Regions from separate parts of the Homo sapiens genome. Here region 1 is linked to region 2. A link is a loop called in an ENCODE intact Hi-C map of the cell type or tissue named here. Cell type or tissue: B cell. All regions are shown on one strand. Each heading gives the region's core, and the rest is flanking DNA. Links, peaks and the distances in the headings are about the cores only.

Region 1 (15,011 bases), core at 2,508-10,507, 45 kb after region 2:
GGTTCCAAGTCCGGGTGTGGCCCAGATGGACAACTCGCAGCCCCAGAGGGCTGGACCTGTTAAAGGGCTTGGTCCACATGTGCAAAGTCCTTCTTGACATAAAGGGCTGGGACCCAGAAAGTCCCATACATTAAATGGGCTGGGACCCAGAGAGTGGCCTCTGAGGCTCTCCCAGGCCCATCCCAGCAGGGGAGCATCTCCTAGCCAGAGGCTTCTCCCTGGGGCCTACGTATGTTAAAACTGCCGAGGTGCAGTGACTGGGAAGGGGTGATCTGGTGGCCCGCAAGATTTCAGGAGGTGATGGTGAGGAAAAAGGGCATGTTCTCCCAAAGTCAAGGCCGGAGTCAGGGCCCTGCGTCAGCCCTGGCATCCATGCCTCCCCTGTTTGGGACTTTGTTTATAAAAGCTTTGTGGCCACCTAAGGAAGAATTTTCTGAAAAGGAAACACTGGAATGTCCATTTTCTCCCAAGACCCATTCATCTTTTCTAGAAACTTAAAATACAAGTGCAGCCCCAGGTGCCTCACCAAGGTCTCTGGTGCAGAGGCACAGGGTCACGTCTGGGTGTCCCCCAGAGTCTCGAAACGTCGGCTTGGAAACTAGATCCCCTGGGGAGTTCATCACATCAGGCAAAACAACAATAATAGTCACAGCAATATCATCTTTATCCGAAATGGTCTCTCCATCAGTTCCAGAAGAACACGCCAGTCCACGTTGCCCCAGCCTCCTGGTTCTGTCACTGACTGACTGGTAGATCTTTCTGTTGTTCACGTTTAAGCTTATTTAACCCACACAGATTCTCCCCTCCTCCAGGGTTTTCTCCCAAAGTCTATGTCTCTATTTCATTTTTATTAAGAAATCAAAGAGATTTTTTTTAAATTAGGGCAGCAATTTAATAGGATCACATCTCCCCACTTCGGGTGGAATCACCCACTTCCCTTTCTGATTCTTCCCATCTCTACTGGATTCTGGGTGCTTCCCAGGGCAATATTGAGTGCTTGGGATCCGTATCAATTTCTGGGGGCTGCAGTAACACAGCACAGACAGGGTGGCCCCAGCAATGGAAATTTCTTCTCTCGTGGCTCCGGAGGCTGGAAGTCCAAGATCAAGGTGTTGGCAGGAGTCGGGCACAGTGGCTCATGCCTGTAATCCCAGCACTTTTGGAGGACAAGTTGGGTGGATCACCTGAGGTCAAGAGTTTGAGACCAGCCTGGCCAACATGGCAAAACACCATCTCTACTAAAAATACAAAAGTTAGGGGGTGTGCTGGCAGATGCCTGTAAGCCCAGCCACTCGGGAGGCTGAGTTGGGAGAATTACTGGAACCCGGGAGGCAGAGGTTGCAGTGAGCCGAGATCATGCCACTGCACTCCAGCCTGGGCCACAGAGCGAGACACTGTCTCAAAAAAAAAAAAAAAGAGTGTCGGCAGATTCCTTTGGAGGCCTGTGTGGGGTACTGAGAAGCTGGCTAAACAGAGATGCTGGAGGCAGGGATGTGGCTGCTCCCCTTGGCATGTAGACGCCGTCTTCTCCATGTCCTTATGTGGCCATCCCTCTGTTTGCGTCTGTCCTAATCTCCTCTTCAGGAGAACAGTCACTTTGGATTAAGACTCACCCTAATTAACTCAGTTTAACCAAATTACCCCTTCAAAGTCCATATCTCTAAACACAGTTGTCCGTTGGTATCCTCAGGGGGTTAGTTCCAAAAACCCCACGATCTGACGATGCTCAAACCCCTGGTAGGAAATGGCGCAGCCTCTGCATGTAACCCACGTGCATCCTCCAGTACCCTGGAGATCACCTCTAGGTGACGCACAAGGCCTCATACAATGTAGATGCCACGAAAATAGCAATGACACTGTATTTTTTCACTTCTGTTATTTGTATTGTTGTATCATTATTTTTATTTATTTTTCTAATACTTTTGACCTGTGGTTGGTTTAATCCATGGATGCAGAACTCTAAGATCCAGAGGACTGCCTGTACAGTCCCATTTTAAGGAACCAGTGGTTAGGACTTCAACACAGGAATTTTGAGGGGACAAAACTCAGCCCCTAACCGAGCCTGATGCCATCCGGGGTTGTGTCTGGGTGTGCTGGCCAGGGTTTGCCAGGTTTACTTTCAGGAATGGGACCCGCCCTCACATCCCACCCTCTCTGGCCTCTGTTTTGCCAGCACCGAGATACCACACCTGGCCTCTTATTTATTAGTTCATTTCCCATGTCCCTCCCGTATTTCCGAGGCCAGCCGCATCTGCTGCCAGGGAGGATTTCAGCAATGCTGAATCCAAACAAACCTCTCCAGTTACAGACTCGCGCCCTCCCGCCTCCCAGCCTTGCATCAGCAGGCTGCCGCCCGGTGCTGCCACCCAGCCCTGATGGATCGTGCCACCAGCACAGTCTGTTTGCTGCTGTCTTGTCCTGCCAGCAAGGTCAACATCACTCGCATCCAGCAGCAGTGGCATGTTGCAGTGATGCCCACACCACAGCCCTCCACCCTCTTCCACTTCATTTGTTGAGAAACCACTCCAGCTCTCCTACCACCCCTGACACCTCAAACTCAAGGTGTGTAAGTGGGGGCAGTGTCAAGAGGTAGGACCCCCAGCTTCCCCAGCTGGGCCCTGCCGGCGAGATGACCCTCGGATCTCAGGGGGCACCTTCTGACACATCACTGGCCTGAGATGGCTTCCTCGGCAGGTTCTGGGGCTGCAATGCCCTGCTGTTCTCCTGGTGTGCCGTGTTCCACCAAGCATGGACTTGGCGACCTGGTGGCCGCAGAATCTTCCTGACCCTCTCCATCAAGTGAAGCGTTGGCTTGTTGACCGCTGCACCCTTGGTCATGCTGCATCTTGGCCTGGAAAACCCTTGTTAGTCAAAGGTTGCTTGTCTTCTGATATTTAATCCAGGTGTCCTCTCCCGGAGAAGCTAGCCACAACTCTCCCAGCACCGCCTCTGTGCTTTCTGTGCTCGCCCATCGTGAAGCCAGCCTATGCCTCCAGTCTCTTCTCTACCAGGAGGGAGCAGCTAAAAGCTGAGATTTGTTGCAATTTACTTTTGTCCCCCACCCATGCCTTCACAGTGCCCGGCACTTATTTGGTGTTTAATAAACTGCCCATTAAATGCAGACATAGCTCCTTTCCCCTGGGGTGTTGCTCGATGGAGTGCTGCAAAGTAGCTGCAGATGCTTTTCTGACTTCCAGAAGACATCTCCAGTGCTCCTGAGCTTGCTAGATCTGAACTGGCTCATATCTACCTTTAACTGTTTGCTCTAAGATGCTACTGAGTCCAATGACTTAACCCAAATGTGTTTCGTATTTGCTTGATGGCGAACTCTCCACAAGGAGAAGCTACCAGAATGGGACACTACCACCCGTTACATCTTCCCAGACACACGCGTTGTTGGTAATTCATAGGCTTTTTTATTATTATTATTTGACCATTTGGGTATAGTCAGACAAATAGGCTTTTCTGCTCAACTGTTTAGAACAATTTCTAAAGAGTAGCTGGAGTGAGGTGGGGAAACACCCAGTGCCTCAGTCACCCCATCTGCTCCTGTGGCCCAATTCCAAGGGCATAACTTCCTGAGGGCCACCCCCAAGTGGGCTGGGACCTATGGACTGGTCAGTGTGGCCGGCTGTGTTTATTATGAATAAACCATGACTTGGGCCTGACCCCCATCTCCCTGGGAAAGGCACACTGTGCCCTGGCCTATGGCCACCTGCTTTGTGGCAGGCACTGGGCCAGATTTCCAGTGTCTGTCCTACATCAGCTTTGCTTCTTTCTCCTGGAGGCCAGAGCCCAGCCTGCTCCTGGGACCCTGGGATTGCTGATTGGAAGGGGTCTCAGTGGTACCGGGGGATGGCCCGAGGAAGCCATGTCACCAGGGAGAGATGAATCTCACCTGCTCTACTAGTTACCCTTGGGGCTGGCCCGGGATGTGCAGCAGCACCCCAGCTTTGGTGCTTCCCAAAGGCACACGGCTCTCCACAGGGCTAGCTCACATGAGGGGCACCTTGGCCATAGATAAGCCTGCCTGGGAGGCTGGATCCCAAGGGGCCCATGGAAGGAGCACTCACTAAGTCCCTAGATGGGAGTCCAGGGTGTTAGCTGTTTGCTGGGAGTCATTCTTATTCAGCTTTTATGTGACCCCAGTCCCCAACTCATGGCTGCTCGGAGAAGAGGAGGCTCTGCCAAGCTCCAGACAAGGCAGGTAGTGGGCCTTGGGCATCACTTTAAGAAAATGAACGCACACAGAGCAAGACACTGGCCAAGATCAGGAGGAAAAAGCCAGAGCTGCTGGGGAGAGGAGGGGCAGGAGGAGAAAGAAGAGGGGATGGGGAGGAGGAAGAGGAGAGGGAGGAGGAGAGGATGAGGAAGAGGAGGAGGAGGGAGAGGGGGAGGAGAGAGAGGGGATGGGGAGGAGGAAAAAGAGGAGAAGAGGGAGAGGAGGAGAAGGAAAGGGAGGAGAAGCAGGAGGAGGGGGAGGAGGGGGGAGGAAGAAGGGGAGGAGAAGTGGGGAGGAGGAAAAGAGGAGGGAGAGGAGGAGAAAGACAGAGAGGAGTAGTAAAAGAAGGAGAAAGGACAAGAAGAGGAGAAGACAGGAGGAGGAGAAAGAGGAAAAAAGGAAGAGGAGGAAGGGGAGGAGGGAGGGGAGGAGGAAGAGGAGGGAGATGGGAGAGTCTACAGCTGGTGTGTGTGGAGGAAGCAAACCTCCCAGGCTGGAGGCCAGGTATGGACTCTTCCGTTGGGCATTTTCCTGGGAGCCCGGCTCCCCGGGGAGGGGTTAGACTGGGGCTACCCTCCTCCAGTCAGGGGACTGTGCCTGTTCTTCAGTGTGTCCCTTTTGCTGACAATCTCACTACACTTGTCATTTTTATATGCAGGTGTAACAAAGTCGGCCCATAGAGCGACAAAACACAGCCCGGCTCTGGCAAACAATGTGATTATTAAGTAATGAGATGAGTCCCTCAACCATATAAGAAATCAAAATCAGATTTTGTGTGTGTGTGTGTGTGTGTGTGGTGTGTGTGTGTGTGTCTGTTTGTGCCTTTTTGCGGGGTGGGGGTTAAAATTTTCTTTTAATTTTTTGCTGATGGCAGGCCATTTTTTAAAAAGTTCTTTTGTATTTTCCTTTTGCGTCTGTACACTGGGGAGCCCCACAAATTCAGAGCTGTGAAATTTGGCTGTGTCAGCAGCCTGCAAAATGAATTGATATTAAATGCAACAAAAGTCTCTAATTCACCCCGTTGCTCCCCTGCCCTCTTCTATCCCCTTCTTGACACCCCTCCCCCAAGCCCAGCCCCACCCTGTTGTAATTGGGAAATGGAAGAATGAAGGTGGCCATCAGTACTGCTGGGCCACTGGGAATGACGCTGGCTCATCTATTATTTAAGTCTCATCAATTAAGTATTATTTACAAATAACCGCCCTTCCCCATGCCCTGCCACAGACAGACCGAAACATACTGCACAGTCCCCACTCCCAATGCTGCCCTCACCCTTCCTCAAACGCACCCCATGCTTTGCAGCCAGGGAAGGGAAGGTACTAGATCCCACCCTCAAGCTGTGCCTGAGCAGCTTGGCTCATCCATCCTTGTGGGATGGACACAGGGTGCTGGGGGAGCAGGGGGAGCTGACGGTGGGGCAGGACAGGAAACCAAGTGTGATGTGGTGAGAATGGCTGAAAACTCAGAGAAAAACAAATCAAACAAAATGTAAGCCAACAACTTCTGATCTTTCCATCAGCACCTGACTTTGCCCGCACTCAGACCCTGAGTCAGGCATTGCTCATCCCAGGCTGTCTGTGGGAAGCCCCTGCCCTTCCCTGAGCTGGAAGGCGCTTGCTGGAAAGGAACTGGCTCCCACCCAAAGTGGACAGAGCCACCAAGGCGGCAGGCATCCCTCCCTCGCTCCCTCACCTTGCCAGGTTGTGCATTAATTTTTTCCTCCTGCTCTCCCTACAAAACGAATCTTGATTTAAGAAATCAGACCTGGCAGCTGTGTCTCATCCTTAACATGCTCCAATTGCCAGGGTATGGAAAATCTGCTGTGGGCAGGCAGGATTGCCTTTAAATGCATTTCTAGCGCTGTGGATTTAGTGAGGACACACGAGGCGGATTTCATCTGCGTGCTGCGTGGCTTATGGGCCCCAACCACTGGTGCCAGGTCAAACCGTGGCCTCTGAGAAGATTCCCAAATCCAAGCACATTCCCTGTGGCCGTCTTCTCTCACATGGAGTCTCTGACCCGGGCCGAGAGCGTTAGGAAAGGCAAGCTAGACTTCAAGCGACACAGAAACACATCACGATCGAAGTGGAAGACCACACTCCCTGAACTGGCCGCTGTTCTCTTCCATAACAAGGTCTCACCCACCCCCAAAAGAGAATCTCTTCCTCTTATGGACAAAACTTTAGAAAGCTCTTCAAATAAAGAGTTGGGAGGGAAACGAATTAAAGCAAGTGACAAGCAATCATGCTTTGGATTTAATGAAGGCAGATCCGCAATGGCATGAGCCTTCCTGAGCACTGGCCGCTGTTTCCAGGTGATAAATGTGTGTCCCGTGAGGCATGGGGCAGAGCTGAACCAAGGCCTCCTCCACGTGGCCCCCAGTCCGGAGTTCGGCCGCGTGGCTGGCAGCGTCTCCCACCCGCAGGTCGCTGTCCGTGGTGCTGAACTCCTGCCTTCCCCCATTCCGCATCTTTCCTGTTTCTCCAAGAAGCAAAGGTATCTAGCGGGGCGTGGTGGCTCACGCTTATAATCCCAGTCGCGGCAGGCAGGTCATTTGAGGTCAGGAGTTCGAGACCAGTCTGGCCAAAATGGTGAAACCCTATCTCTACTGAAAATACAAAAAATTAGCTGGGCGTGGTGGCAGGCGCCTGAAGTCCCAGCTACTCGGGAGGCTGAGGCAAGAGAATGACTTGAGCCCGGAAGATGGAGGTTGCAGTGAGCAGAGATCACACCACTGTACTCCATCCTGGGAGACAAAGTGAGACTCCATCCACAAAAAAAAAGCAAAAGGTGTCTGCTACCGGAGTCCGGCACAGACACTCAAGGCTAGAACTGGGTGAAAGGTATGCCCCATCTAATCTGACGAACTTGCTCTCCAGTCCAGGATTCTGCTGAGGGATCTTAAGTGCAGATAAACTGTTAGGGAAGAGCAGCGGCTTGTTGGAGAGGAATAGAAAACTGGTTCACTTTGCTTTTCTGACTCTGTAAGGCAAGCAGGTGGCCCCAGTTGAAGAGCATAGTAGGCTGCAGTATGAATCTGCACCTGCTCTGTATGAATCTGTACCTGCTCTGGAAGTCGGACAGGTGACTCTGTGAGACTATGTCATTGCTTCCCCTGCCCTAGTTGACCCCATGCTGGCCGAGGCTCTTTCTCGGCCCTGTTTCATCTCTCCATCCTGTAATAGCAGCTGGGGCTTAAATCCTAACCAGAATGAGTCCCTGACAGCCTCCCTATATTTCTCTTCTCCTTCATCTGGCTTATTTGTGGACCTTGCCGCTGCTACAGGGCAGCCTTCCTGCTTATCTGTCAGCCCCCAAAGCAGCAGGTTATCTAAAGCAAGAATGGCTCAGGCTGGGCAAGTGGCTCATGCCTGTAATCCCAGCACTTTGGGAGGCCAAGGCAGGCAGATCACCTGAGGCCAGGAGTTCGAGACCAGCCCAGCCAACATGGTGAAACCCCGTCTCTACTAAAAATACAAAAATTAGCCAGGCATGGTGGTGCAAGTCTGTAATCCCAGCTACTCAGGAGGCTGAGGCAGGAGAATCACTTGAACCCAGAAGGTGGAGGTTGCAATGAGCCAAGATTGTGCCACTGCACTCCAGCCTGGGAGACAGAGTGAGACAGGAAGGAAGGGAAGGAAGGAAGGAAGGAAGGAAGGAAGGAAGGAAGGAAGGAAGGAAGGAAGGAAGGGGTGGAGGGGAGGGAAGGGAAAGGAAAGGGAGGGGAGGGAGGGGGAGGGGAGGGAGGCAGGGAAGGAAGGGAGGGAGGCAGGGAAGGAAAGAAGGAAGGAAGGAAGCAAAGATCGGTCTTGATGTGAGCAGCAGATGAGTAACTTGGAACATTTTTGTTGGCCCCATGTGGGCTTGAGCAGGTCACTTTACCCTCTAAATTCTCAGTTTTCTTACCTGTTAAACGGAGATAATGAGATGTGCTCTGTTGACCATCTAGGTCTGATGGAAGGGTCAAATGAGGCCATACTTTTAAGTGGCTTTGAAAAACTATGAAATATAATATACATATGAGGCATTACTAACAGTGGCACTGTAAAATAGAAGCAGTTCTCAGACTTTGGTCTGTGATGTTCCAGCCAAGCAAACTCTTCAGGGGCCTCTTTTCAAGGGGGATGGAAGGTGGGGGCAGGTATAAAAACCCCATAAAACCAAAGCAAAACCTCCAGGGAGGAATTGTCTTTTATACCAACTCCCAAAACAAAGGCCAAATTCCAAAACGAAGTCTGTTTGCTTCTTACTTTCCTAATATAAAGGGAATGGGTGATTTTTTCCCCCAAATGCAGTTTCATGTTGGTGAAATCAGAATACAACAGTAGGGTCTCTAGCGGCAGAATTGAGCGGAGGAAAGAAAGCAAAAGGATCTCTTCTAAGCATTTGGCATACTGCTGTTCCCTCATTACACAGCGAAAGCAGCCCATGCTGTCCTTCGCAGCATCAAACACTTCTAAGGGCAGTGCACTGGGTCTGCATGTATGTGTGTGTGTGTGTGCGTGTGTGTGTGTGTGCATGTGTGTGTGTGTGTGTACAGTGCCAACTGTAAGTGTGAGTGTAAACATGTTCCATTATAGACTAACATTTTAATTCCTTTTTTCAACCAGTATTCATTGAGAACCTTCCATGTGCCGGGGACATGCTAGTGACTGGTGCCACAGTCCCCTTGTCCCCTGGTTGCTCTTGGTTAGTGGGGAGACAGCACTGGTCCCCTGGTTGCTCTTGGTTAGTGGGGAGACAAGGAAGGCACAATAGAATAAATTCTATACTGGAGGCATGCGGGGTCCTGACACTCGTGGGGTCTGTGAAGATGCACACGAGTGGGATTTTCTCTGCCCTTCCTTACCCTGGTTTTGCTCTTAGTCCTCACCTGAAGCTGTTCTTCAGGTCCTGTGAAGTGTCCTGGCACCAGGCATCTCCTGGCTTCCTGTGGTTTTCAGGCAACCCCTCTATTACCACAATATGATTACTGGAAGATTCATAGTAATTCAGAGCAACCCCAAAATACTGATCACCAGAGAAAGCCCTGGAATGAGGGGTGGGGTAAATTGGTGAGAGAGCTCCGTGGCTGGCTTTGGGGGTCCTAAGCTACAGCATCTAAGTAGGGGTGGAGGCTGGCTGTAGTTAAACCCATGCCTCCAACCCAGGATTGAGACTTGGGCGTTGTGAAATTCAAGGTTCAGCTCCGTGGTGAAGCTTTTGTGTTGGAATTAGCTAAATCATGTGGCGCCCTAGTTTCTCATAGCCAACCTGCAAAGGTAGTTCCCTTGCTTGCTCCTGAACAGAGGGGAACCACATGAGGTCATCTAGAAAGGCTCCAAGAGTTGCCAGGGGAGAGGGGCTGTGTACTCTCTGTGTTCTGTGAACGCAGGGGCTCTTCCACACTGCTGCCTGTCCCTGAGAACAGAGATCAAGGCAGACTTCAGAGAAAACTCCCTGTTTGGTCCTGCCTCCCTGGGCAGTGAGCCATTCCGGCTCTGCAGACCCTGTTACTGATGCAATAAGGGACTGTGAGGCTCAAGGGGTGGATGCATGACACAGGGTTCTGAGTGTGCCCTCAGCCCCATTCTTCCTGCCCAGGGGAGGAGCATCCCTGACCAAGAGCTTTTGCAAGACTTCAATAAATCCCCACACTTGAAGCCGAGGGCTGCAGATTCCTACTGTATTTAATGTCAGCTCCATGCAGACCAGCCAACTGAACACAGCCTCATAGCAACTTTCTTATCTCTCACACTGTAACCTAGCTGATGGAGCTACCCCAGAATCCAAAATGTGGCACCGCAGAGCGAGCTCTCGCTCTTTTCCCCACACCCAGGGCACATCTGAGAGAGAAAATAACCTCACAAAGAATGCTCCATTGATCCTATGGTTTAATGCCCTGGCCATCAGAGTTGACATTTATGCTATTAATTTTAAAACATGTCATTTCTTCTCTATAAACTTTGACTCATTTTTGACCCACTAAATAACTTTCTTCCTCAACTGCAGGCTGGCATTTTATCATGGTCTTTCTTTCCTCCAGCCCCCAACACCACACCTTTCATTTGCCTTTCCTCTCCCAAAGTCCCAGGAGAGGGGTGGGAAGCACTGGGAGAGGTTAGGCAAGCTAATCCTTCCAGAAAGGCAGAGAGCCACGCAGGCTGAGCTGAGCTGAGCTGCCTGCTGCAGCTGCCCCTCGCCCCAGCAGATTCCAATCCAAGCACACAGCTATTTCTGGGAGAACGCAGCCAGGGTGTCAAGGGCAGAGTGGCCAGGGCTGAGGGCATGGAAGAATTGATTTTGTGTGTAAGGTAGAGCCTCTCCAGCCACCAGTCAGCAAACCCAGAGGAGAAGCCTCTGGAGGCTCGATGAGATGTATGTAACTATGCCTGTCCGTCTGCCTTGTCAGAAATGATTGCTTCTCTGATTTTGGTAAACATTCATCCTAAATATCATTTATTTCCCTCGGGCCTGACCTCAGAAGGCCCTTAGCAAGGGTCACGTGGGTCAACCTCAGACTCCATTTGCTAACTGCTAGCTCTCAGAGCCCTTCCCTTGGCTATACCGAGAAGGGACGTGGCAACGGCAGGCATGTGTTGAACCACTTCCCAGGCACCAGGCATGAGGCGAAGAGCCACACATAGGCTGTGCTTTCGGGTCCTCATGGGAAGCCCATGACACCGTCACAGCATATGGAAAATCACGAATCTCTACTTTCCAGATGGGGAAAATGAGGCCCTTAGAGGCTCGATGGCTTACCCGGGCCCACACAGCTAGCAAGGACTCCAACCCAGCTGGCTCACCCCAGAGCCTGCATTCCTAGCCACGAGCCATCCTGCCTCTCATTCCTTCCTTCCCTTTTCCTTTGCCATCTTCATGGGCCTCCCAAGAGGCCTCCTTCACAAGGCTCTATGATGCCTCCTCCAGCTTGAGAAGGTTCCCCTTCCAGACATGTGTGTCTCACACTGGTATGTGAGGACCCCCCTACAGCATGTGCTTGTCTCCCACCACCTGCCTGCCCTCCAAGGAGCTTCCAGTGCCTGAAAAACTTCTGCTCACCCCTTCAGACCCCCTGGGCATCTTGCTTCTCCTCCACCTTCTGTCTGAACCCTCTGGGAACTCACCTGTTGGAGGTGTGTCTGTTTGGAGGCAAGGGCCTGTTTCCCTTTCATCCATTTTAGGGGTAGGGTTGGAGCAGTCCCTGGCCACCCAGTGTTATTAGTTATAGCCCAGTGTTATTAGTTATTTTTAGCAATCAATGTTATTGATGTCATGTTCACTACAGAAAGCCACCAGAGAGCTGTTCTTCCAACTCATTACATTTAGAGTTGAACTATCCCCTTTTTATATAAATCCTGACACATAAAGATAAAATACGCCACTTTCTGGGGGAAGCTCTAAACCAGAGGCCAGGAGCTGGGAGGCAGCTTTGAGTGCAGGAAGCAGCTTTAAAGATGATGCCAAAGGGGGAAAGCCCCAAAGGGCTGTCCCCTGAGCCAGGAAGTAGGACCAGAGAGTTAACATCGTGTCTGGAAAAAGCACAGTCCCTGGGCTGTCACCAACACAAAAGGAAGAAGTCAGGGGAAGCTGTGGCTTAAACAGAAAAGACAGATAATTTCTGGGGACCTCAGCTCTGAAGTCAGGGGCAAAGGCCAGTCAAGGGCTTGATGGGGACTGGGTACTGGGTTCCTTCTGTGGCTGCTGATGGCTGGCGAGGCTGCCGGGTCCCAGTGCTCACTGGTCTACAAAGCTGGTCCTGGGTGTCGACACTAAGGGCCGGGGCAGAAACAGGCCTGAGTTTTGGAGAATACTCTAACCTTCCCCATCTCTCTGGCTTGAAGGGACTGAAGCTTGGGCCAGCCACAGGGCTCCAGATGGCTCTTGCCACACCTAACCCGCCGACTCGGGCCTGAGACTACGACGTGGGCAGAGGCTGTGCGGAACGTATTGGAGAGGCCTGGTGTCCCTGGCTCTGCATAGGGGCGTGTCTTTTGGGATCTGGGGAGCAGCAGAAGGTTAGAGATGACAGGTTCTGGTGAGGTCACTTTCCAAATGTGATAATGACAGGAGGACAGCTGTGAGTGACTCCCCCCAGCTGTCCCCATGGATGCAAGATTCCCACCCCAGTCCCTGGGGCTCACCCCCTCATTCCCTGCTACTGTATTCCATCCATGCTAAACAACTCTGTCCCCAACAGGAGCCAGGTCCTTCCCTTTCAGAACTTGTGCTTTTCATGCAGTGTTCCTTCTGCCTAGAACACTCTACTTCTCCCTATTACCTCACTGATGAACTCTGAAATCAGAGAGGTTATTGGGGTCAGCTATATCAATTGGGGGGGTCATTATATTTTGGGGGACATGAAACGTGGAGATGGATAAGATCATCCCAGGAGAGCATGTCGCTGTGGGGTGAGAAGACCAGTGAACTGAAGCTAGGCCCAGGGGAAAGAGGCCCTGGGATTTCGCTGGAGTGTGGGCCACTGAAGCTGAGGGCAGAGCCTCTGGGATGACGGGCGAGGGATCATGCAGGAGGTGGGGAGAGACGTGGTAAGGACGGAAACTGCCCATCACGTTTTGCAGTGGGGGAGTCTCATGCCCACAGACTGACCAGGATGGAGGGGCTGGAAGCCGGGCTGGGGGGGGCTGCAGAGAATGGAAAGGGGCAGTGGTTATCGGGCCCCACTACCAGGAAGTCCAGCCTGCAGAAGAAGGCCAGGAGACTCCTCCAGTCATGGGAGGACTTTCTTTGAGCAGACAGATGGGATCTATCTCCGCTCTCTGATGGCAAGTATTTGTGTGCCCGTCCGTCCTCCCTGGTGGCCTGTGGTATCTGGGGGCAGGGATCACCTTTCTCAAAACAGACTTCCAAAGAAGCCCTGTCCTGGTGAGCTTCCCTGGCCCCGAGAGGGGACGGGCAGCCAGCAAGTGGTATGATTTGTCGCATATCAGGTGGGAGCAGGGCTGAGGCCCGGGGTGCAGAGAAGGGAAGGAGGAGATCAGAGGCTTCACTGAGAAGGTGGCATTTTGGCATTTGAGACTCAGAGGTGGAATCTGGAGGGTTCTGGGGCAGAGCAGGCAGGGCCTCGTGGGGACTTAAGACTTTGTGTGTGGGAGTGAAATGTGGAGCCCGAGAGGGGTTGCAGCAGCGCCCGGAATGGCCCGACTTAACTGGCAGAGCGCGTCCCATGCACAGCCGCACTCACTGTCTGCGACGTGCCGCAATGTGACAATCCTGAGAAACAGTGGGCAGGTCAGAGCACACGTCCCATGAGCCCGTCCATTCCAGAAGCAGGGAGGCCAGGCGGTCAGCACAGGCCAAGGTGTCCAGGAAGCTTCTGAGACCGGGGAGCCCAACCTGCCTGGACCCCTGTGGGCTCTGTCCCTCCAGCCATGGCTGAGCCCTTCTTTCTTTAAGCTTCCCTGCCAACCTCATCAGTGCCGGCACAGGGCACAGGTCACCTCAGGATCCCCGATTCTCAGGGTGGGGAGGGGCCCTGGTGCCCTGGCCTGGCCCAGCTGCCTGTTGGCCGGTCTCACATCAGTGGGTCTGATCCTGCCCAGAGCACTGGTTGGAGAATCTCACGTTGTGGATTTTGCTGAGCATGTCATGGAGCTCCTGGACAGCAGCAAGGGGAGACACTGAGCTGGAAGGTCAAGGCGTATGTGACAACCCCTCGGATCAACACCCCACTCTACCCCCCACTCAATGCAAACCTACTCAAGAGGAAAAACGAATCCATTGAAACCCAATTTCCCTCCCTCTTTGCACAGACATGCTGCACCCAGGGCCCCCTGTGGGTGGGGAGTGCTATGGGGGTCAGGGAAGATTGGTGCTTTCCAAGTGGGAGTGACACTTGTCAGCCCTTCTCGCACCTGGGAGCAGTAAGGCAGGGGGTCCTTCGCCTTAGCGAGCAGAGGGTCTCAAACACACTCAGAGCACCAGGGTGAAGAAGCGATTGTCCCCTTAAAAAGAGCACCCTTTGCTCCACAAAAGGCTCTGTCACTGGTCTGCCAACAGCAAGTTGTCCTCTGGGTAAAGCTATCCTGCTTGCCCCGGTGTGAGCCCCTCGAGCTGCGTCAGGGCCGCTGTGATGTGGGGGAAGCACCGCTAGTGAACTGTGCCTGGCTTCATGCTGCTTTCTCAGAGTCTCTGGCCACAGGACCTCACTTGACACGCACATAGGGTGGATTAGGGAACCCTGACCCTACAGCGTTCTCAGCCCACAGTGTGGGACCAGGCTTCTGACAGTGTCTGAGGAGGGCACCAGGGCGTCCTCAGCAGGCACCTCCTTGCTGGGCACCTCCGTCTTCCCTCAGTGAGCAGGTCTATGGGTGGGACCTCCCTCTCCAGCTTCTATGTTAACGCACAGCCTGGCTCCATCCTCTTTAGGGCCCTACCCTTTCCCATTCTTAACACCAAGGGAGAAGAACCAGAAAGTCACGGAATCAGCCCAGTAGGGGGTTAACAAAAGGCTTGTGAAATGCAGCTCTCTCGGGGTGGCTGGCGAGGCTGGGAGCCGCAGCGTATTAAGCTCTGTCACATATCAGGAGGAAGCCAGCCCAGGGATGGGCAAACCCTCCCTGCACAGTTAATAAGCATCAGGGGCCGGGCGTGAAGCACCCCCATCTCAGCGTTTTCTGTTCAACAGGCTTTGCTGGTCTTTGGGAGCAGGCTGCAGGGGGAGAGAAGTGCTGGGGTGATTTGGTGATGGAGGAGGGGATGGGGACAGGAGAGTCATCTCTATACTTCTGGGGCAGAACTGCAGATGGCAGCCGGGGGCGTGGAGAAAGTGGCCTCACTCCACTGA
Region 2 (15,011 bases), core at 3,092-11,091:
GGTTGAAGAGGTCTTGGAGTCCCAAAAAGAAGAGATAAGAGGGAAACAAAACCTATACACTTACAGTGAAATTTAAGAATAACAAAGATAAAGTTCTTAATGTTTCCAGACAGGAAGAGATCACACACAAAGAGCAAGTTATTATACAGACTTCAGGATTTTCAACAGCTATGCCAGATGCAGGAAGACAATGGAGTGATATATTCAAAGCACAGAATAAAAGAACATAGAACATAGACTTTTACATGCAGCCAAATTGTCATTCAGATGTGAAAGCTAGTAAAACTTCCATTCTCCTATGCAGTGCAACAAAGAGAGAAAAAGAAGCTAGATGTGTAAGGATTGGAAAGAACAAAAAATTGTATTATTTTCAGATGATATGATCATTTACATAGAACCCTTGCCCAAATCTACACAAAATCTTTTAGAAACTGGAGAGTATAGCAAGTTATCTGGCATAAGTTTAACTCAGTTTTTATCTACATACCAGCAGCAAACACACACAAATAGAAGACATTGTTTTTAGTAGTATCAGAAAATGTCAAATACCTAGGAATAAATTTAATTTTAATTTAATTTTAAAATGCTTAAGACTTATACAGGCAAAATGTACAACTTTATGAAGTGTAAGTAGAGGAGTTCTAATAAATGAATAGGAAGTTTTTATATCATTAAAATGTCATTTTCCCCATGTTGATCTATATTGACTACAGCCAATGCAATTCTGATTAATTCCCAATTGGAGCCTCATCAAATGACGATATAGAAGATTAAGACACCAAAAATTAGCCAGAACCCCTCTGAGGAGCAGAGCATGAAGGAGATACTTCTCCTATCGCATATCTGGGCTCATTGTGAAGCTATGGTAATTAAGATTACCTAGTGTTGTCATAAGGATCAACCAATTAATCAATTCCCAGGATTCCCAGAAACAGATCCATGAACTTATGTAACTTTGGTTATGTTAGAGGTAGCATTTCAAATCACTGGCAAAAGGCAGGGATGTTTAACAAAGTGAGCTGGAAAAAAAAATTGTGTAGTTACCCATATACAAAGTACACTATTAGATCTCTACCTCACACCATATTTTGAAAATGGACATAGGTGGATGAAGTAGTTAAATGTCAAAAATCTCTTAGAGGAGGCCAGGCATGGTGGCTCACACCTGTAATCCTAGCACTTTGGGAGGCTGAGGTGGGTGGATCACCTGAGGTCAGGAGTTCGAGACCAGCCTGGCCAACATGATGGAACCCTCATCTCTACTAAAAATGCAAAAAATTAGCCAGGTATGGTGGTGTGTGCTTGTAATCCCAGCTACTTGGGAGGCTAAGGCAGGAGAATTGCTTGAACCCGGGAGGTGCAGATTGCAGTGAGCCAAGATCACACCACTGCATTCCAGCCTGGGTGAAAGACTCCATCTCAAAAAAACAAAACAAACAAACAAACAAAAAACAAATCTCATAGAGGAAAATGTCTTAAACAAGACACATCAAATGAGTATAAAAAAAGATTGACAGACTTGAGTACATTAAAGTTAAGAAAAAATAAGTGCTTTTTAATTCAATATATTGAATGGTTTAGAAAAAGTGAAGTCTTTAAGAAGTGAAAAGACTAGAAGAAAATATTGGCAATACACACAACTGACAAAAGATTAGTATCAAAAATGTTTAAATAACTGAAAATCAAGAAGAAAAGTATAAAACATCCCAAAAGAGAAAAAAGCAGAGGACAGGCAGGAATTTCATACAGAAGAGAATATATAATCAATAAACATAAAAAGAGATGTTTAACCTCACTAATCAGCTGGGAAATGCAAATCTAGACCACAATGAGTAGCGTTTAACTTCCATTTGATTGGCAAGACTTTCAAAGCCTGACAAATCCAAGTTTCAGAAAATATAATGATCATCAGGCTTCTTATTCATAAGAAGGACAGCATAAATTGGTTCAATCCCTTTATGAACAGAGCAATAAAACTGATAAACTTCTATCTAGCAAGACCAACAAGGATAAACAAAAGACAAATTACCAATCTCAGTAATGAAGCAGGGGACATCACTACAGACCCTGCAGCCATTAGAAGGATAATAAGGGAATACTACAGGCAACTCTATGCACGTAAATGTCACAATTTAGGTAAAATGGATCAATTCTTCAAACAAAACAAACCAAAACAAACAGGTGGAGAAGAGAAGCTCTCAGGAACACTGCTGTTGAAGAAGACAGTTAGAATTGTCCTCTGAAGAACTCCAGCATTTAGAGTTCAGCAAAAACAACAGAGAATAATCAGCCCTACAGGCAGAGAACAGTCAGCAGTTTAGTGTCACAAAACCAAAGAAAAACTTGTTTCCAGAAGGAAGGTAGGAGTGGTCAAGTATGGTCTGAGGACAGGCAAGTGACTTCATCCTCTGAGTTTTGCAGTCAGAGGGTCAAATGTGACCTTGATAAGAGAGTTTTGATGAAGTGGTGTGGACAGAGGCAGATTGGGGTGGGTTGAAAAGCAAACAGATGGCCGGGCGTGGTGGCTCATGCCTGTAATCCCAGCACTTTGGGAGGCTGAAGTGGGTGGATCACCTGAGATCAGGAGTTTGAGACCAGCCTGGCCAACATGGTGAAAACTTCACCTCTACTAAAAATCCAAAAATTAGCCAGGCATGGTGGCATGCACCTGTAATCCCAGGTACTTGGGGGGCTGAGGCACAAGAATCGCTTGAACTTGGGAGGTGGAAGTTGCAGTGAGCCAAGATTGTGCCACCGCACTCCAGCCTGGGCAATGGAGTGAGACTCCGTCTTCTAAATAAATAAATAAATAAATAAATAAATAATCAAACAAAGTGACAACATGAATCCATCCTCTGCAGGAAAATGATTGAGAAGCCCAATGAGGAAGGGGATAGAGGGAGAGGGCAGCAGCTCTGGTAGGGGGTGGCTGTTGGGAGAGATGCATAGTCCTTGTTTTTATTGGTGCTTGTAGAATCGCCGGAGGTTGTTTGAAAGCTCTCGGGAATGGTAGAGCCTTCCAAGGATGTACTCACTGGCAGTCTGGAATTTTTTCATTTATGCCAACTCAAATTAGCCAGTTAAAATTTCCCCCAAATCAAGGAATTTTTTTGGAAGATATATTTGCATTTTTTACTTTAGGTCTTGACTCCTTAAAGTCTGGAGGAAAAGATGTTGGCCTCAGGACCCGGGACATAGAACCCTAGCTGTGTATGAGCATCCTGATTCTCAAATCATCCATCCCATTTGCCTACACCTCTGACAGGGGTGCATGTAGCCCACACTAACCCCTCTTGGAGATTTGATGTGGTTTATATAAGTGTTTGTCCTTGTCACAGACACTAATGGATCAGTGGCATCTTCCTGGCATCTCTCATACCCACTTGAGTGGGATCTCTCTGGAGAGTATGGGGGTCTAATTCCATGGTCCTGTGCATGCAGCCGACCTGTGGGCAGGGAGATTCATGTAAGAGCTTAGATACGGGCAGGCTGTGTCCAATTCCTGCCCCGTGATTCCTCTGAGTGACTTTGGGCTGTTCTTCCACCTCTGAGTTCAGCTTCCTCACCTGTAAGATGGGCTGACAGGACCTGTCTCATGAATGATGAAGGAAGATGAATGATGGCACCCTTTTCTTCACTGCCTGGCTGACAGTACATACCCCACAAATGGTAGCCTCTGTTACTAGGGGTCAGTGTGCAGCCATCCCAGGTGACACCTGATCCACGGGAGAATCCAAGAAGGGAAGCTGATGCCCTTGGTCTGGTGGTGGTGTTGCTCAAGAAGCTAAATGACATTTTCTTCCTCCAGTGTTTTTGGGTTTTTTTGTTTGTTTGTTTGTTTTTTCTTTTGAGACCGAGTCTCACTCTGTCTCCCAGGCTGGAGTGCAGTGGTGCAATCTCGGCTCACTGCAACCTCGATCTCCCAAATTCAAGCAATTCTCATGCCTCAGCTTCCCGAGTAGCTGGGACTACAGGTGTGCACCACCACACCTGGCTAATTTTTGTATTTTTAGCAGAGATGGGGTTTCATCACGTTGGTCTCAAACTCCTGACCTCAGGTGATCCACCCTCCTAGGCCTCCCAAAGTGCTGGGATTACAGGTGTGAGTTACCTCGCCTGGCCCTTCCTCCAGTTTTAAAAAAGCCACTGAGCTTATGAGCTATTAGTAAGGATGAACACAGTCCAGGTATCACTTAATGAAGAGATCGTCATGTACTAAGCCATCTAAAGGACAAGTCACAGTGAATCACCAGCAGCTGGCTGGATTGTTATTGATTGGGGTTTTCTTAATCCTTTTGATTTCTGGGGAGAAAGAAAGAAAAACTCAACACTCTTCAATCTGAAATATAGCATTACCAGGTTTCTCTCTCTCTCTCTCTCTCTCTCGCTCTTTCTCTTTCTCTTTCTCTCTCCCCCCACTGTGTTCTCTTTCTCTTGTTTAACAAAACTTGAAAAGTCATGTAAAGTAATCCACATTTTAAGTGCATGAGAATAACTGAGAAATACTGTGACAAGCCCCGTTGTAAAGTGAGTCTCTTCACCCTAGTTTTCCTTAAGTGCAGATTTTCTTATTGAGAGCTTTGCTTAAAGCCACATTTCGCCTGTTTTGTTTTTAATTTATTGGGATTTTCCCCCATTATTCTCATTAGGATTTTAGGACCCACACTCCTGTGCCCTCTGCCTTTCCGCACAAAGCCCCATCAACCTCTCCAGCAGTTCCTCCAGGTCATCCTTCGACTCTGACCTGCACGGCTAAAGCACTTCGCTCACTGGCTGTGAACACCCAGGTTGAGCCGCTAGGCTTTGCAGGGAGGGGATTCATTGCAGGCTTTGGGATCCCATGGCTCTCCTGTAGCCCAGGACTTAGGTTCTGGAGGCCCGAGGTGCTCACCTCACTTCTCCTGCTTAACATATTGCCTTTCTCAGCAAGTGAAGGCTCCAGCATTTAATCAGACGAGAGAGAGAGACTTCGACTCTGACCAACATCCACCAGCCAAAAGGAGAAAAAAACAACAAATGCCCAACAAAATACAAATAAATTTCTCTAAAAGTGCAGTTGTTGGGAAAAAGAAAAGGCGGTTTGTCAGGCTGACATCAGAGTAGCCGCAGTCACCCTGACAAGCCGCAAAGTCTAATGTTTTATTCACCAGGCCTGAAAAATAACTTCCCAACAAGGGCCCCATAAATAAACCAGTGTGATGAATATTACACGAAATAAAAACTGATAAAGCAAAGGCCCTAAACACGAGCTGCACCACGAGGTGAGGGAAGCACATGGCTTTTATCGCCTCTAATGCCAGGTGACAGGTTGGGCCAGGCTGCCCCCAGCTCACAGGGAGGCTGGGAGGGGGCCGGGGAGGGGGCCAGCCATGGAGGACACCCTCTTGCCCCAGCCTTGGGGGCCAAAGCCAAAATTTTCCAAATGAATTCCACTTTTCATCTCTTTTCACATTAGCGCATCACCTGCATTCACGGATAGAGTTATTTCCATCTATTAGGAGCCACCGGCTGCAAATTGTTTTTCCCTTAGCCCTGGCTTGGGGGTTTGCAGGGGCACATGGTTTATGAGAGCAGACAGGCTCGCCACTCCTCTTTCTGTTAAGATGGTTATGCAGGGAGCCTGGAGCTCAGAACTCAGAAAGGGAGCAAGGGAGACGCTCCCTGGCTCTGTCCCCCATGCACACACCAAGGGGCAGTGACTGCTTCTCCAGGTAGAGAAATGGACCCTAAGGCTTTCCAAGGTGCCAACAAGGAGCCTCCATGTGCACAGCCCATGTGGCGTGTAGGACAGCCGTGCCCCAGCCCCAGCCATGCTGCCTAGCCTCAGCTCCCCTGGCTTCCAACACCCGCCACTGTGCTGTAATTGCCGGACCCCCAGCAACAGCCTCCCACGAACTCAATTAGTTACGCACGAAGAGGGCACAACTTGGTGATAGGTATATGAATAATGGGAAGTTGTAAACAAGGTATGAAGCTGTATAGTATGAGGAAGTAAAAAAGGAGGCTGCAAAAAAGTGGGCTGTGGCATATGAATTGGACATTTCTGTGCATGCATACACACATGAGACATGAACACATGCCTACATTTCTGTGTGCACACCTGTGCACACACATGTACACACACACCTGTGTACCCCTGCCTGCATTCCTGTGTGCATGACTCTCTGCACACACCCACGCCTACAGGTGTGCATGACTGTGTACACACTGTGCATACGTGCATGTCTGCCTTCCCGTGTGCATGTCTGTGCACTCACATGACTGCACACACACCCGCAAACACTCAGAGGTATTTGAATCTTTTCTTCAGATGACTGTTTTGGGGAACCAACTGCTGAGCCCAGAGGCTGTCATTATGTTTGTTTGAGTCCAGAGCTTGACTTGCAGGTGTAACTGTTTCTCCATTGCTTAGACACAGAACTGAAACTCAATGCTTCTCCATTCTGAAAGGTTTTCAAACAGGAAGGGGTGGTGTTTGGGGGCATTTTTTCTGATTCAAGTACCACAGTTGTTTATAAATACACCCTTTCCCAGCCCTCTCCGGCATGCTGACTCTGAGGAATTTGCTTTCATGGTTAGCAATGGAATCCAGATGTTCATTACAGATGTTTTCATCTTTTTTCTTTTCCTTACTTTTTTTTTTCATTCATCGGATGAAGTCAGGCTGTCATGAAAAACTGCAAGTGCTTGCGTCTCCAGGTTTCTGAGTGCCAGACCCGTGTCATGAAACAGGCAATAATTACATGCTCATCAAGCATGTGGGTTGCCTTTAATCACCCCCAAATCATGTCGCTTTTCAGACACACCAGGATGTGCAGTGAAGTCACTCTGCCCCATGCAGCTGGGGAGGTGTGGAGGGGAACACACTCCATCTTTACACAGAACTCTGAAAATCACAGGGCGGCTCAGGCTGTAAGCCCAGGAACCCTGCCCCATGGGGAAGAACGAATAGAAGCTTTCACTTCTGGGAGGTGGGGCTTGCGGAAGGCAGCTGCTGGCAGCCTGGCTCCCAACATAGATTCTATCATGCTCAGAGAGTTTTGTTTTTGTTTTTTGTTTTTTTTTTTGAGATGGAGTCTCACTCTATTGCCCAGGCTGGAGTGCAATGGTGTGATCTCGGCTCACTGCAACCTCCACCTCCCGGGTTCAAGCAATCCTCCTGCCTCAGCCTCCCAAGTAGCTGGGATTACAGGCGTGCACCACCACACCTGGCTAATTTTTGTATTTTTAGTAGGGACAGGGTTTCACCATGTTCGTCAGGCTGGTCTCGAACTCCTGGCCTCAGGTGATCTGCCCGCCTTGGCCTCCCAAAGTGCTGGGATTACAGGTGTGAGCCGCCGTGCCCGGCCCATGCTCAGAAGTTTAACATCAGTAGGGTACAGGACTCTGAAAGACAGAGGGAGAACAGGGGGCATCAGCAGGACTCTGCTTCTCTGCTAGCTGTTTGTCCTGGTCACCAGTTACTGCTGCATTTCAGCAAGGGCTGGAGTCGTAGAATGTAGGTGCTAGAAAGGAACTGCACACCTGTTCAATCCAGTCCTGTTTTATGCCAAAAAAAATTCTGAATCAAATAGGAGAAGGGACTTGAGTGACTTGTCTAAGGTTAGGACCAAAATGAGGACCCAGACCCCAACTTCCAGGCCAACAGTTGCTGTGCCAGCCCGAGTTATCGTCTCCCAGCACAGCTCTTCTCTCAGCAGGGCCTCCAGACCGGCAGGCTCAGAACCTTCTTGAAACTTGTTTAAAAGCAAATTAGCAGACCCCATTCCACACATACTGAATCAGAAACTCTGGGAATGGGGCCCAGCAGTCTGTGTTTTAAGGAACCACTTCCTCCTTCCCTCCCACCAGCTCCAATAAGGAACCCACCCAGCTCCAGTGAGAATCTGTCTTTCTACTGAGCTCGTGGGTGAGGCTGGTGTTGCACTGTGCCTTTTCTTGAGGTAGGCGATGGGTAATTCTCACTTTGAGAACAATGGTTTTCCAAGCTTCAGCGCGACTAAGAATCAATGCTGGACACAGTGGCTCATGCCTGTAACCCCAGCGCTTTGGGAGGCCGAGACAAGAGGATCACTCGAGCTCAGGACTTCAAGATCAGCCTGGGCAACACAGCAAAACCCTGTCTCTACAAACAAATTTAAAAATTATCCGAGTGTGGTGGTGCATGCCTGTAGTCCCAGCCACTCAGGAGGCTGAGGCGGGAGGATTGCTTGAGCCTGGAAGATCGAGGTGGCAGTGAGGTATGATTGCATCACTGTACTCTAGCCTGGGCAACAGAGTGAGACTGTCTAAAAAAAAAAAAGAAAAGAAAAGAAAGCAATCACCTGCACAACTTGGTAAATAGATTTTCTATTCCCCAGAATTCAGAATTCAGAATTCAGCAGCCCTAAATCTGAATTTTTATAGAACCGCCTCCTTCCCTCTCACTAGTGGGTTTGATGCAAATGTTCTGATCACACAGCCAAACACAAACAATAGCCTAAGGATTATGGGAAGGAAGAGTAGAAACAGGGCCAAGCAAGTTTGAGCTAGCTCTTTATTTGTCTCCAGGGCTAACAAGGAAAAGCAACAGTCATCAGAAAGGCATCCTCTGGAACACACAGCTGACTGCATCTCACGCCTCTCCTCCCTCTGTGGTTGTTGAAGCACTTGGGGACATGTGTAGCAATGCGAGTTCCAAAAAGGACAGGGAATGGTAAACTCACAGATTCTACTCCTGGGGGATGTATGTCGACCCCTTAAGTGAGTATAGTTTGCTGAAAACCAATGCAGATGACAGGAAGTCTTTAATAAATAAGTTCTCAGGCTAATAGCAGCGGTGCGGTGCCTCAGGGAGTTGAATTATGGGGGATCCAAACCCAATTCTGGAAAAGCTGTTTCACAGGGACTCTTCCCATCTCACCAGCATCACCCTGAAATTCCATGGAAAGACAGAAATTTCACAAACTACAGTCATAGAAGGGTTGCAATACTCTCCCTGTCTGCTGATATTCTCGGCTCAGGGCAGCACCACGGAGAGCTACACAAACCACAGCCCCAGTCTGTGTTCCCACCATTGCAGGTGACAATTGGAAGGATCAAAAAGAAACCCCAGTTCCTTCCAGCCCGTTAAAAAATATCTGGAGAAGGCCAGGCGCGGTGGCTCATGCCTGTAACCCCAGCACTTTGGGAGGCTAAGGTGGGTGGATCACCTGAGGTCTGGAGTTTGAGACCAGCCTGACCAACATGGTGAAACCCCGTCTCTATTAAAATTACAAAAATTATCCGGGCATGGTGGCAGGTGCCTGTAATCCTAGCTACTCGGGAGGCTGAGACAGGAGACTCACTTGAGCCCAGGAGGCAGAGGTTGCAGTGAGCCGAGATCGCGCCACTGCGCTCCAACCTGGGTGACACTGTGAGACTCTGTCTAAAAAAAAAAAAAAAATCTGGAGAAGTATGCCAGCAAACACATGAAACAGAAGCAAAAATTTAAGAAAAAGAGACACATGCCTGCCACTTCTCTTTCAGAGGTAGGCTATAAGAACTCTGTGTGTGTGTATGTGACATATATATAGTAAACTCAACTGTATTTTCTTTTCTTTTTCTTTTTTGAGACTGGGTCTTGCTCTGTTGCCCAGGCTGTAGTCCAGTGGCACAGTCTCACCTCACTGCAACCTCTGCCTCACGGGTTCAGCTGGTCTTTCTGCCTCAGCCTCCCAAGGAGCTGGGACTACAGGTGTGTGCCACGAGACCTGGCTAATTTTTGTATTTTTAGTAGAGATTAGGTTTCACCATCTTGGGCAGGCTGGTCTCGAACTCCTAACTTCAAGTGATCTGCTCGCCTCGGCCTCCCAAAGTGTTGGGATTACAGGCGTGAGCCACCGTGCCCGGCGCAACTGCATTTTCTTGATCCGATTTGTGAATGGGCTCTTCTTGTACACGCATGTGCCCACGGGGACCTGAGGCATGCATGTCAGTGCAAACACACGAGAGTGCATTTGTGCCCGGATGCAGCTGTGCTGTGCGTGGGCTTTGAGAGATGGTTCTGGAAATAGCAGTGGTGCCAGAGATGCCAAGGAGAAGTTTGTTAGGATGTGTGGCTCCATCCCACCTGGGATTAATTTTTTTTTTGTCAGGTAAGCACAATGTTTCCTTTGAAAAGTCCTAGCCTGGAGTCTGATCCTAGGAGGAGCCAAGATGACGTGGTCCTTTCCCGTGGTGTGAGAGTCAGGACTATCGAAATAAGAGCACTCACCTTTTTTATTTTTTGAGATGGAGTCTCTCTCTGTTGCCCAGGCTGGAGTGCAGTGGTAAAATCTCCTCTCACTGCAACCTCTGCTCCAGGTTCAAGCGATTCTTCTGCCTCAGCTTCCCAAGTAGCTGGGATTACAGGCGTGCACTACCATGCCCAGCTAATTTTTGTATTATTAGTAGAGACAGGGTTTCACCATGTTCGCCAGGGTTGTCTCAAACTCCTGGCCTCAGGTGATCCACCCGCCTCTGCCTCCCGAAGTGCTGGGATTACAGGCGTGAGCCACCTCACCCGGCCCACTTCACTTTTTATTGTGCCTTTTTAATTGCCTCCTGAAGGCCATCAGCCACCAGTAAAAGCCCCAAAGCTCTGGAAGATTCTCTGTTGGTATTCACTATGTGCACCTCCTGGTTCAGAGCCACCCCCCTGTTGTGATCCCCCTGAATGAGCTGCCCTTGGTTGAGCCAGGGCTGGGATCGGGCCTGAGGACAGCACCGTCTTTACTGAAGGTCCAGTGTGGAGGAGAGAGGACGAGGCCAGGGACCTCACCTGTGGGTCTCACTGATTTCTGCCCTTGTGAGTCCAGACAGCTGAATGTGACCCAACCCTTTGCACAGTTCTGTCTCCATGCGCTGCTGGACAGGGGACTTCAGCTTTTCAGAAGCTCGGTTGCCCCACCTGGAACAGTGGGATTTATTTTTTTTTTCAATTTATTTTATTTATTTATTTATTTATTTATTTATTTTTTGAGATGAAATCTCACTCTGTCGCCCAGGCTGGAATGCAGTGGTGCGATCTTGGCTCACTGCAACCTCTGCCTCCTGAGTTCAAGTGATTCTCCTGCCTCAGCCTCCTGAGTAGCTGGGAGTACAGACGTATACCACCATGCCCGGCTAAGTTTTGTATTTTTAGTAGAGATGGGTTTTCGTCATGTTGGCCAGGCTGGTCTCGAACTCCTGACCTCAGGTGATCCACTCACCTTGGCCTCTCAAAGTGCTGGGATTACAGGCGAGAGCCACTGCTCCCGGCCAGAACAGTGGGATTTAAAAGAACGGGTGTGATGGGGTGAAATGAAGGAATGTGTGTGAAGCTATCTGGAGTCCATGGCAAACAGCACAGAGGGAGGGCGGTGTCTACGAAGCGGCGCAGGCAGACCGGCAGGTGTGAGAAACAGCGAGTTTTCTTTTCTGTAGAAACCCATTGAATAGGATAAGGATGACAACTAGGGTAGCATTTCTGGAAAGTTCCAATATTGAACAGGAAAAGCTAAGATGGCTGCAGGCTACGTGGAGTGCAGGGGCAGGTGAGATTGCCTGAGTGTGCGGTGCCAGGGAAGGCTTTGGGGATCTGAGATGTGGAGGACGAGAGGACGGGAGCAAGTGGGGCCTGGAGGGGCTCAGGTGGAGCACAGCACCTGTGAGCATGAGCACGTGGGAGCAGGGCCAGACCCAGCGTGGTTGTAGATGTCACTGGAGGAAAACCAGGGCAGAAAGCAAGAGCCAGATGGCGGAGGCTGGGGGTTCTGCGCCAAGGGGTGTGGACTCATGCCTGTGTACACGGACACTCCAGTGTAGCCTGGGACCTAGAGATGAGAGGCTGGCTGGAGTCCTGATTCTAGAGGATCCGTGCATGGCCAAGTGTCGGACCTCAGCCTCCTCCACTGTAAGACGAGGGTGATGACAATAGTGTCTGTGCGTGTTAAAGTAAATAATAGCAAAACGTGCATGTGAAAACATATACATACATATATACACACACATATACATACACTTACATGATGTTTCATTTCTCAGCCCTCACAAGGGTGAAAGAAGGCACATGCAGGTCCCCCAGACTCTGTCCTAGGCATCTCCTTTTGGTCGCAAATGGACATCTCCATCTGTTTCATTTGCAAATCAAGCATACTCATGTTGGCCACCTGCTGTGTGCTGGAGTCTGTGCATCTGGGGGCAGGAGAAGCTGGAGCCAGCCAGCCCCATCCTCTGGCAGCCTCGTCTACACAGGGAGAGGCCCACATACGCCCCTCTAATGAAGCACCTGGATGCAGAGGCAGACACAGTGTGATGACAGTAACTCTGGGAGCCCTAGTGAGGCTCCAGGCAGCAGAGAGGAGGTGGCATCTGAGCCAGGTTTCAGAGGGTAAGAGAGGGTTCCCTGGCAGAGAATATTCTAGACAGAATGTCCAAGGTTTGTCAAGGGAAGGCCCCCAGCATGCTGGAGAAATGCCACTGTGTCTGTGCAGGGTGGGCTGGGCTGGTTGGGGGGTGAGACACTTGCTACGTGCCAGGCACAGGCAACAGGCACAGCTCGATGTGGTTTTCACTGCATCTTCAAGCTCACAAGCATCCTCTGAGATGGGTCCATTACTGCTGTCATGTGGCAGACGAGGAAACTGAGGCTGGAAAGATGTGTGGGAGCTGGAGTGTGATGGTCCTGGTTCCCTGGAGAGCTCAGTCTTGGGCCTGCAGACCTAGGCTCCTAAACTGTAGGCCTCACAGATGGGCTCCAGTTGGCCCATGAGCCTCCTGAAATGGTTGCAAACTTTTGTGCACATATGTGCCTTTTCTGGGAAGAGGTTTCCTAGGGGCCCCGAAGGGTTAAGAAGCCCATCTCTAGGTAAGGAGGAGATTTTGAAACAGTGGTTCCAGGATCTGAACACTAAGGATGCAATTCCAAGAATCCAGGCCCAGCGTCAGAAGCAGTGGATACCCAGAAAGGGACAGGTTCCGAGACACCAACAAGTCCCTGTAACCTACGGAGCATGAGGAGTGGGTGACCATGATTCCACTTTGTTGTCTGGATGCCATGCAGCTGGCGATGCCACTGTCTGAGATGGCAGATGCAGGAGAAGCATTGGGTGCCAGTGAAGCCACCTGGGGCACATCTCTGGGTGAAAGTGTCTACTAGGACACAGGAGTCTCGAGAGAGGGAGGCCCAAGCTAAAGATTGTGATTTAGGAGGTGTGGGGAAGGAACTGGGGCCCTAGGAATGGGTGGATGGTAGAAACAGGAAGAGGTGATGGAAAAAGGCAGTTTCAAGGATCATCAGGTAAAAGCAACAGAAACAAGAAATGGGGCAGGACTGAGATGGATTGCTGGATTTGGCAATGAGGGGATCGTTGGTGACCAGGGTGGGAATTCCCAAGGGAGGGGTGGGGACATGGGCAGATTCCAATTCCTAGGAAGGGACGATGTGGCAGTGTAGACAGAGTCTGGAGGAGACAGAGGAGACACCTCGGCATCTGGGAGAGGGGGAAGGTCCCAGGATGATGCCTCTTGAGGATGTGGAAGCTGTGTGTGCTCGTGGGGTGAAGGGCAGGAATGGGGGCAGAGGCAGAGTGGGAGGTATGGAGGGAGAGGAGGATGGGATCAGGGAGCTGGGGGAGACTCAGCCCTTGCTGAACTCCCATCCAGGGGCTGACTGTGGGTGTGTCTTTGGGAAGAAGCTGTTTGCCATCAGACAGACCTCTCTGGGGTCATGGGACATTCTTCCCCCAGGACTTTCCTCTCCTGCACCTGCTTCTCCAGGTGCTTTTGTTCTGGGAGCCAGGAGACCTGCAGAGCCAGCTGGATGATGCTGAGGTTGGGTGGCTCTGAGCGAGGTTTTCACTTGCAGCCTCTGAAGCAATGATTTCTGTCTCCTCTCTCTCTTTATACTGTACTCGGTCTCCATTTTTCTCTGGTGTAAAAATAATGGCTTTGGATGACATGACACCAGGTATTGATTGAAGGGATGAGAATTAAACAGTTCTGTGTCTCTGGAACAAAAGAAAGCAAGACCATTGCAGAGCACAGTACGCAGGAGGCCAGTGTGGAGAAGCCAGCTCGGCAACTTTTTTCTTTTAATGAAAATAGTTCAGGAAGCGAGGACACCTTCCCCCAAATCCTTTGATGGGTGCAGGCCTCACTGAGGCTGTGAGCTGGTCTGCTGCGTGTAAATGTGGTTTTGGAGGGTCAGTCTCCTCCCTGGTAAAGGCTGGCAGGGTCTCCCCTGGCCTGTCCTCCTCTGTCTCTGCCTGTTTCTCTCTCTCTCTTTTTCTCTGTGTCTGTCTCTTTGTCTCTCTCCCTCCCCTTTCTCTATGTCTCTGTCTATCTATATGTCTCTCCCCCACCCCATCTCTCTCTCTCTTCCTCTGTTTCTCTCTCTCTGTCTCTCTACCTCTTTCTGTCTGTCTCTTTCCCTCCCGTTTCTCTGTGTCTGTCTATCTGTCTTTCTGCCTCTGTCTCTCTCTGTCCCTGTTCTCTTTGTCTCCCCATCTCTGTTTTTCTGTCTCTCTCTCTCCCCCACCCCATCTCTCTCTCTTTCTCTATGTCTCTGTCTCTCTTTTTCTCTCTGGCTCTGTCTCCCTCTCTGTCTCTGCCTCTCTTTATCTCTCTGTCTCTCTCTGTGTCTCTGCTCTCTTTGTCTCTCAGGCTCTGTCTTTCTGTCTCTCTCTCTCTGTCTCCGTCTCTCTTTGTCTCTCTGTCTCCATCTCTCTTTGTCTCTCTGTCTCCATCTCTGTCTCTCTTTGTCTCTCTGTGTGTGTCTCTGTTCTCTCTGTCTCTCTGGTTCTATGTTTCTGTCTCCCCACGCCCCCACACTTCTCTGTGTCTCTGTCTCTGGCTGCCCCTCACTCATGTGCTCCCCTCCCCTCTGCACCCCGTCTCTCATCTCTTTTTGTTCATTGACTCAGGTGCTCACGTGGACCCCAGAGCCTGCCTCCTCTCCAGCATCCTAGGGCTCCCTATCTATCCCTTTCCCTCTCCCACCCCGAGCAGTTTATTGATTTATCACAAAACAC

The links. A loop is a pair of places that touch in the nucleus more often than their neighbours do. Peaks named below come from ENCODE experiments on the same cell type or tissue, not always from the same donor. Only the 100,000 strongest peaks of a DNase experiment are listed, where the experiment ranks them.
Region 1: a loop joins it to region 2, with 1.8 times the contacts of the local background. A loop is called at or near these places in 5 of 110 quality-filtered maps.

The regions. Positions count from the first base shown.
Region 1 is chr17:79,286,313-79,301,323 of GRCh38, reverse strand. All of the region lies in intron 3 of RBFOX3 (RNA binding fox-1 homolog 3), which reads left to right. Among named protein-coding and RNA genes, the nearest start is that of ENGASE, 220 kb to the right of the region's middle. In B cell, for the core only: no CTCF peak of the experiment used is centred there; a DNase peak (open chromatin) is centred at 6,653; H3K27me3 peaks cover 1,242 bases.
Region 2 is chr17:79,332,355-79,347,365 of GRCh38, reverse strand. The region is part of intron 2 of RBFOX3 (RNA binding fox-1 homolog 3); the gene reads left to right. Among named protein-coding and RNA genes, the nearest start is that of ENGASE, 270 kb to the right of the region's middle. RefSeq lists an enhancer at 6,454-6,503. In B cell, for the core only: no CTCF peak of the experiment used is centred there; DNase peaks (open chromatin) are centred at 6,395 and 6,825; H3K4me3 peaks cover 712 bases; H3K27ac peaks cover 2,594 bases.